Linked DNA regions of Mus musculus: region 1 is linked to region 2. A link is a loop called in an ENCODE intact Hi-C map of the cell type or tissue named here. Cell type or tissue: left cerebral cortex. All regions are shown on one strand. Links, peaks and the distances in the headings refer to the core of each region. The heading gives the core; the rest is flanking DNA.

Region 1 (2,900 bases), core at 116-2,615, 1.2 Mb before region 2:
TTTGGTGCTGGCTGGGTAGTTTGTCTAGCCTAGACAGTGAACCCCAGGCCCCAAGATGGACAGCTCCTGAGGAATGATACCCCAGGCCAACTTTTGGACTCTACACAAACACACCCTGCACTACCCCCTACCCCCCATCTCCATATAAAACAAAATACCAGCGAGCAGCAACAATCAAACTCAGCTTTGAGCCCTGAGTTTTTGTTTTGATGATGATGACGACAACTATGATGATGTATTTGGATAGGGACTTGACAAAAAAAAAAAAGCTACCCATGTCTTGAGGTTGACCAAACATTAGGTGAATTCATAGGAAACATTAAATAGGCTGTGTTTACTCAGCTGCTGAAACCAGAAAGTCCTTTTTAAAGGACCCAGAGGCTGAGATGTAAAGCCACCAAACTTTAACCTTAGACTATTGGGTTCCATACCTACGTGAGGCTTAGCTCTAGCTGACAAGGTCTCTGTCTTCTTTTCTTTTCCATTGCTGTGATAAGAAGGTATAACCAAGGCAAATTGTAAAAGAAAATGTTTATTAAGGCTTCTGGCTCCAGAGAGTTGGAGTTCATGGTCATCAAGAGTGCCAGCAGGCTACATGGTGCTGGAGCAGTGCTGGAAGACTATATCTTATCCTCAAGTAGGAGGCAAGGAAATCATCTTGGAATGGCATGGTGGCATGAACTTTCAGAATCTCAAAGCCAGTCTCCGGTGACACATCTCCTTGAACAAGTTCATACCTCCTAATCCTTCCCAAAGAGTTCTGCCAACTGCAGACGATATGAGCCCATGGGGGCATTCTCATTCAACTCCCCCATTGTCTCTTATAACGTGTCTATCTGGTGTATTTGGTTTTCTTAAAACTATGGAGTCAATAACCTGAAGCTGGGGTGGTGTGATGTGTGCATACTCTTCAAGGCTAAGGTCAAAGAAATAGGGAGGTTAAAAGGAAGGGTGAAAGAAGTTGCCAGCCTGGGGCTGTGGCTCTGTGATAAGGTTAGGGAGAATAGAGGTGAGAAGTAACTCTGTCCAGCAGCTCCAAGGGGCTTGCAGGAGGCCCTTGCCATTGCCAGCTCCCCCAGAGAGAGTCGAATTGCTGGATTTGATTCCAGCAGGAGGTGAAATGAAGAGCCAGTCTGTTTACCCGGCTAGTCTCATGAAAGGAGTCGGATATTGGCAGAAATTTCAAATTTCTGACTGTGGGGACCAAGCTATTTATGTTGCAAACATTTCAATGGCTTGCCTCACCCCCTCTTCTCCCACAACTCAAGATGGGCATCCTTCCAGGAACCGTCTTTGCACCCAGCCAGCATCCGAAAGCTGCCTGGCATTTTCTGTGTCTAACCTGCAAGGCAAGGCGTCTGGCTGAATAAATGCCCCAGCTGAGCTCCCTGTGTGTTCAAGTTTAATATGTGCTTGACCTCTTTGTCTTTCAGAAATGAAATTTATTGAGTTTGGATTCCAGTGCCCCCTGGCCCCCACTAACATCTAATTAACCAGATCACACGTTGACTTCAAAAGTGCAGGAGAAAATGAGGAGATGTATTAGGATGGTCTCTCCGTGGGAACCCCCCGGGGAGGGACTGGGGAAGCAGCCAGGGGTCTTTTTGAAGTGTCTGAGTTGGTGGTCTGCAGTTCTGCCAGAATGCAAGATAAGCAGGTCGAGTCTGCCTTTGTGGTTCTTCCTCCCCCTCCCCCCAGTAAAAAGTCATTATCTTTTCTTTTTGTTGTCATTGACTCTTGTTGGCTTGGGTTTCTCAGGCTCTGAATCTGAGCTCCTTTGATGCAAGAGACCAGGGAGGGACTGCCAAATGGATCCCTCATCCTCACCCCTTCCAACATCCTTGTACTACCTGAATTCCCACTGTGAAACCATGTCTTCCTCACCAGGGCAGTGTGTTTGAGAAAGCTATGAAAATATATCATCGGAAACAGGGCAATGCCCTGATAGTTCCAGGAAGTACAATCACCATCCCTTGGAGTAGAGGTTAGAGGCAGCTGAGAAGGCATAAAGATAGAAGGAAAAGATGGCTGCAATGGTGTTGGGGTAAGCAGCTAAAATGATTGTAGAGGCTTTCTTTTCAGTCTCTTGCCTCTGAGTACCTTAATTTGGGATGCTGCTGACAGTGGCTTACCCTCAAGAGATGGGGCTAATTACTTAGAAGGGACAGAAGATGGATTCCAGGAGATGTCAGCTGCATGACATCACAGGGACATACACGGAGGCCTGGGCAGTTCATGGGCATGGAACTTCAGCTAACACTCAGGCATGTCCAGAGGCTAGCCTAATCTAGATTATCTCCCACAGGCATGCCCAGGGGCTGGTCTCCTCTGTGCTCCCACATCTTGTCAAATTGAAGACTGAGGCTAACTACCACAGGGAATTTACAGTAGAGGTAAATTATGACCTTTCCAAGAAGGCCCCAAGGAAGGTTTCAGGGGCTCTAGTTGGGCTAGAGATATAAATGAATAGACAGCCTTACATCATGTGGCTGATTCAGTGCCTAGTGAGTAGAACACTCTCAAAAGTGGTATTGCTTTGCTGATGTCATGGATGAGGGGAAAAGAATGATTAAATGTTAAACATTCAGAGCCCGAGTCAGAGGGATAGGTGGTGAAGATGATGAAGAAGATGAAGATGGAGGTGGGGATAATATAGAGATGATGATGATTGGAATGAAGGAAAAGATAATGTATAGGTCAAGGATTTGGAAGAATGAGCCAAGAACTCTGTAGTTGGTGGCAAATGGGTGTCCACAGGTTCAAAACACACAGTCCACACTACAGGCATCAAGGGATCTCAGGCTTGGTTCTCAGTACATTTCCTCCTGCTGAGTGTGTGTGTGTGTGTGTGTGTGTGTGTGTGTGTGTGTGTGTGTACGTACGTGCCCCAGGCTTGGCCA
Region 2 (2,900 bases), core at 259-2,758:
CAGGAGCCCGACGGGGACCGTTGATCTGTGAGAGTTCCGGGTCCCCAGGACTGGTGGCTAAGTGCTTTGGTGGTGGGATTCAGCCACCATTTGTTCTCCCTGGGTTCTCAAGTGCCCTTCCCATGCGCTTTGGGTCCTGGCGCTCTCTTCCATTGGTGGCCTCTTTTCTTTTTTTAACTTCTGATTCCTGTTAAACTCCCCCTTTAGGTCTTCCTGCTTCTGCTGCATAGTCCAGCTTTTGTCCCTTGTCATTTTATTGTTCTTTTCCTGAGGTCGCCACTCCCAAGCCACCGCGACTTTCCTCAAAAAATCCCTTTTTATCCTTCGCCCATTGGAAACTCTACTTCTGCTCTTTCTAACATCTTCCAGACTGGAAACTTGTCCTAATCCAAGGTCCCCACTGAAGCATGGATCCTTAGTTCCCAGTCACGGTGCGGGTCCCCACGCTGCTCTAGGTAGGAAGAGCGCCCCGCCCCGCCCAGTCCCTGGCGCTTTTTTTTTTTTTTTTTGAAGATCCAGTTCTTCTGCCCAGACACTGTAAAGTGGACAGGAATCAGGTTGGGGTATCCTTTGCTGGGTTCTCGTGAGAAAGATATAAACAGGGGGCTGAGTCAGGGTGCGGGTATTCTTCACGTAGGCCCATCCTCTGGTCGAATGGCATTCTCTTTGGGGCCTTGAGGGGCTCTGTGGTGTCCATTCTGGGAGGCAACAAGTGAAACTGCCGGATGGGGGTGTTGCTTGTAATTGGCTGGAACAGAAGCTAGAGACTCTGTCCTGGTGGGGCTGACCCTAAAGAAGGCTTTGCATGTAGGGTAGAACAACATTGAGGAAAAACTCTATTCTTCTCAAGTCCGAATGCCCCTGTCTAGTGTCTTCACCGATTTCCCCGCAAGCGGATTTCTCAAAGGATAGATACCGGGATGCTGAAGGTTCGTGGGAGAGGGCACTGGGCAGGAGTGGTCAACGTGGAGATATTTTCAGAGTGCTAACTGATAAAGCCTAGAATGCGCTCCCTAATTCCGGATTGCCTCCCCTACTTGGGCAATGCCTTCCATCCAATCCATCCTCCGGCGGGCCGGTTGAGGCCCTAGCTTGTCCAGCTGGAGCGGATTTCAGGAAAAGAGGAAAATGGGGGCTCTCAAGCCCTCTCCAGCTTCCCTCCGTCGTCCTTCCTGATTGGCTGTGTATCCCCGGAGCCCAACTTCAGTCGCTCCAGACTGTGTCTGAGCCCCCACAGGAGACGGAGCGCTGCGACCCAGGGCAGGAGGGGCGGCCAGGCCACCTATTCCTGGGTTTGGCATCTCTCGGGGCCCCAGGGGGGGAGGAGCGCCGACAGGGTAGGCATCCATCGCCTCCTCCAGGCCCAATTCTCGGCGTCTAGCAGCCTCGGTTCCTCTCCGCCCCCCTTTCCCTCCCAGCGTCGGCCTCCCTCCTCCTCCCCCCTCACCCGCCCGCCTGCCCGCCACCTCCCCCCGGTTTCTCATTCCTGCCACTAGCGCGCTCCGCGGCTCATTCCGCGGCCGCCGCCAGCTGAGGGGAGCGTCGCGGGCCGAGGAGCAGATGCCGCGGGGGCCGCTCGCAGCCGCCGCCGACTTGTGAATGGGACTCGGACCGGGGCCCGGGCTGACACCGCTGCGCTCGCCCCGTGCCAGGGACAGCCGGCCAGGAGGTCGTGTCCACCCGCAACGGCCCCAGGTGAGGCGCTCTGCTCGGCTCTAGACCCTATCTAGATGGGGCTTCTCGGAGTAGGCAGAAAGGGGAAAGAATTGCTTCTGAAAGAGACTGTTGCGGAAGGGGGAGGTTGCTGGCTGATGGAGATCAGTAAAGCAAAGCAGAAGGGCTTTTTTTTGGGGGGGGGGTGAGGTTAAAAATCAGAGAAAAGGGAGGCAGCCTGCTGTGGACGCAGGCAGAGCAGGGGTTTGAGGCGCCAGATGTGCGCTCCCCGGTTCTTTGATTGTTGCCCCCCCCCCGGGGTGAGGGGCTGTTGCACCAAGGCTTCAGCACAGGGGGATTGCTTTGGGTTGGGGCAAGGAACTGCAGAGCGGAGCTCTGGACACGCAGACTGCTCCCGTGATGTCTCTAGGGAAAGTCGACCCCTGTGCGGTGCCCGCCCGCGCTGCGCCTGTTCCCCAGACAAGATCGCTCTCTGCGGGGTTCCTAGAGGGGATCCTCCCGCGCCTTCCTAAAGAGCTCCCCTAGACCCGGTGCCTGTGTAGAGAGTGCGGTCGAAGCCCAGAAGATAGCCGGCGGCCGGGAGGGAGCGGCGATTGGATTGGCCGCACTTTGATAGTGTGGGTCGGGGGCTGTGGACTGCGGCTCAGAGGCTGGGGGTTGCGGTGTGAGCTAGCCCCTCCAGCCCCCGCCTTTTCGGGGACTTCAGTCACCTATCCTAACCTCCCAGTGATGCAGGGAATGCTCTGTGAGCGGCTCAGACTCAGACTAGACTCGGGCTTGGACTGGAGGAAGCTTTCTAGGGTCAATGTTAACTTTGAGAATCAAACCTTCCCGGAAAGCCTGCGCCTCCTCTCGGAGCGCTCCAAGCCTCCACTGTTTCCTCACAATCGGCCTCCCTCCCTGTGCTTGGCCTCCCAGCCGGGATGTGCTGAGAGCAAGGAGCAGCGGGAAGCTGGAGGCTGCGGGAGCATCCAATTCCCCTCGCAACCCAGCCTAGCCTTGGCAGGGTCTTTTCGCTCCTGGTCCCCGGAGAAAGTGGGACCCAGGAGGCTTCCTATTCTCTCTCTTGCCAAGGCCCGGATTTCACCCGGGCTCCGCACTCCTGCCTTCAGCGGGTGAAAGGTTCGCTAGATGTTCGAAGAAGCCCTGTTGCTTTTTGTTAATAATGCAGCAGGAATTTCACGGGCTATCGCACTGCTATGAAGAAATTGCATCTTCTAATTATT

Evidence for each region. Hi-C counts contacts between places; a loop is a spot of excess contacts. Peaks named below come from ENCODE experiments on the same cell type or tissue, not always from the same donor. Only the 100,000 strongest peaks of a DNase experiment are listed, where the experiment ranks them.
Region 1: a loop joins it to region 2, with 8 times the contacts of the local background. A loop is called at or near these places in 3 of 42 quality-filtered maps.

The regions. Positions count from the first base shown.
Region 1 is chr8:103,937,383-103,940,282 of GRCm38, reverse strand. No RefSeq gene overlaps it. Among named protein-coding and RNA genes, the nearest start is that of Gm32728, 98 kb to the left of the region's middle. In left cerebral cortex, for the core only: no CTCF peak of the experiment used is centred there; a DNase peak (open chromatin) is centred at 1,246.
Region 2 is chr8:102,783,691-102,786,590 of GRCm38, reverse strand. Cdh11 (cadherin 11) reads left to right here and starts at 1,480. Exons shown (of 13, transcript NM_009866.5): 1 at 1,480-1,695. In left cerebral cortex, for the core only: CTCF peaks have their summits at 1,489 and 2,556; DNase peaks (open chromatin) are centred at 405, 1,382, 2,134 and 2,532; H3K4me3 peaks cover 2,500 bases; H3K27ac peaks cover 2,500 bases.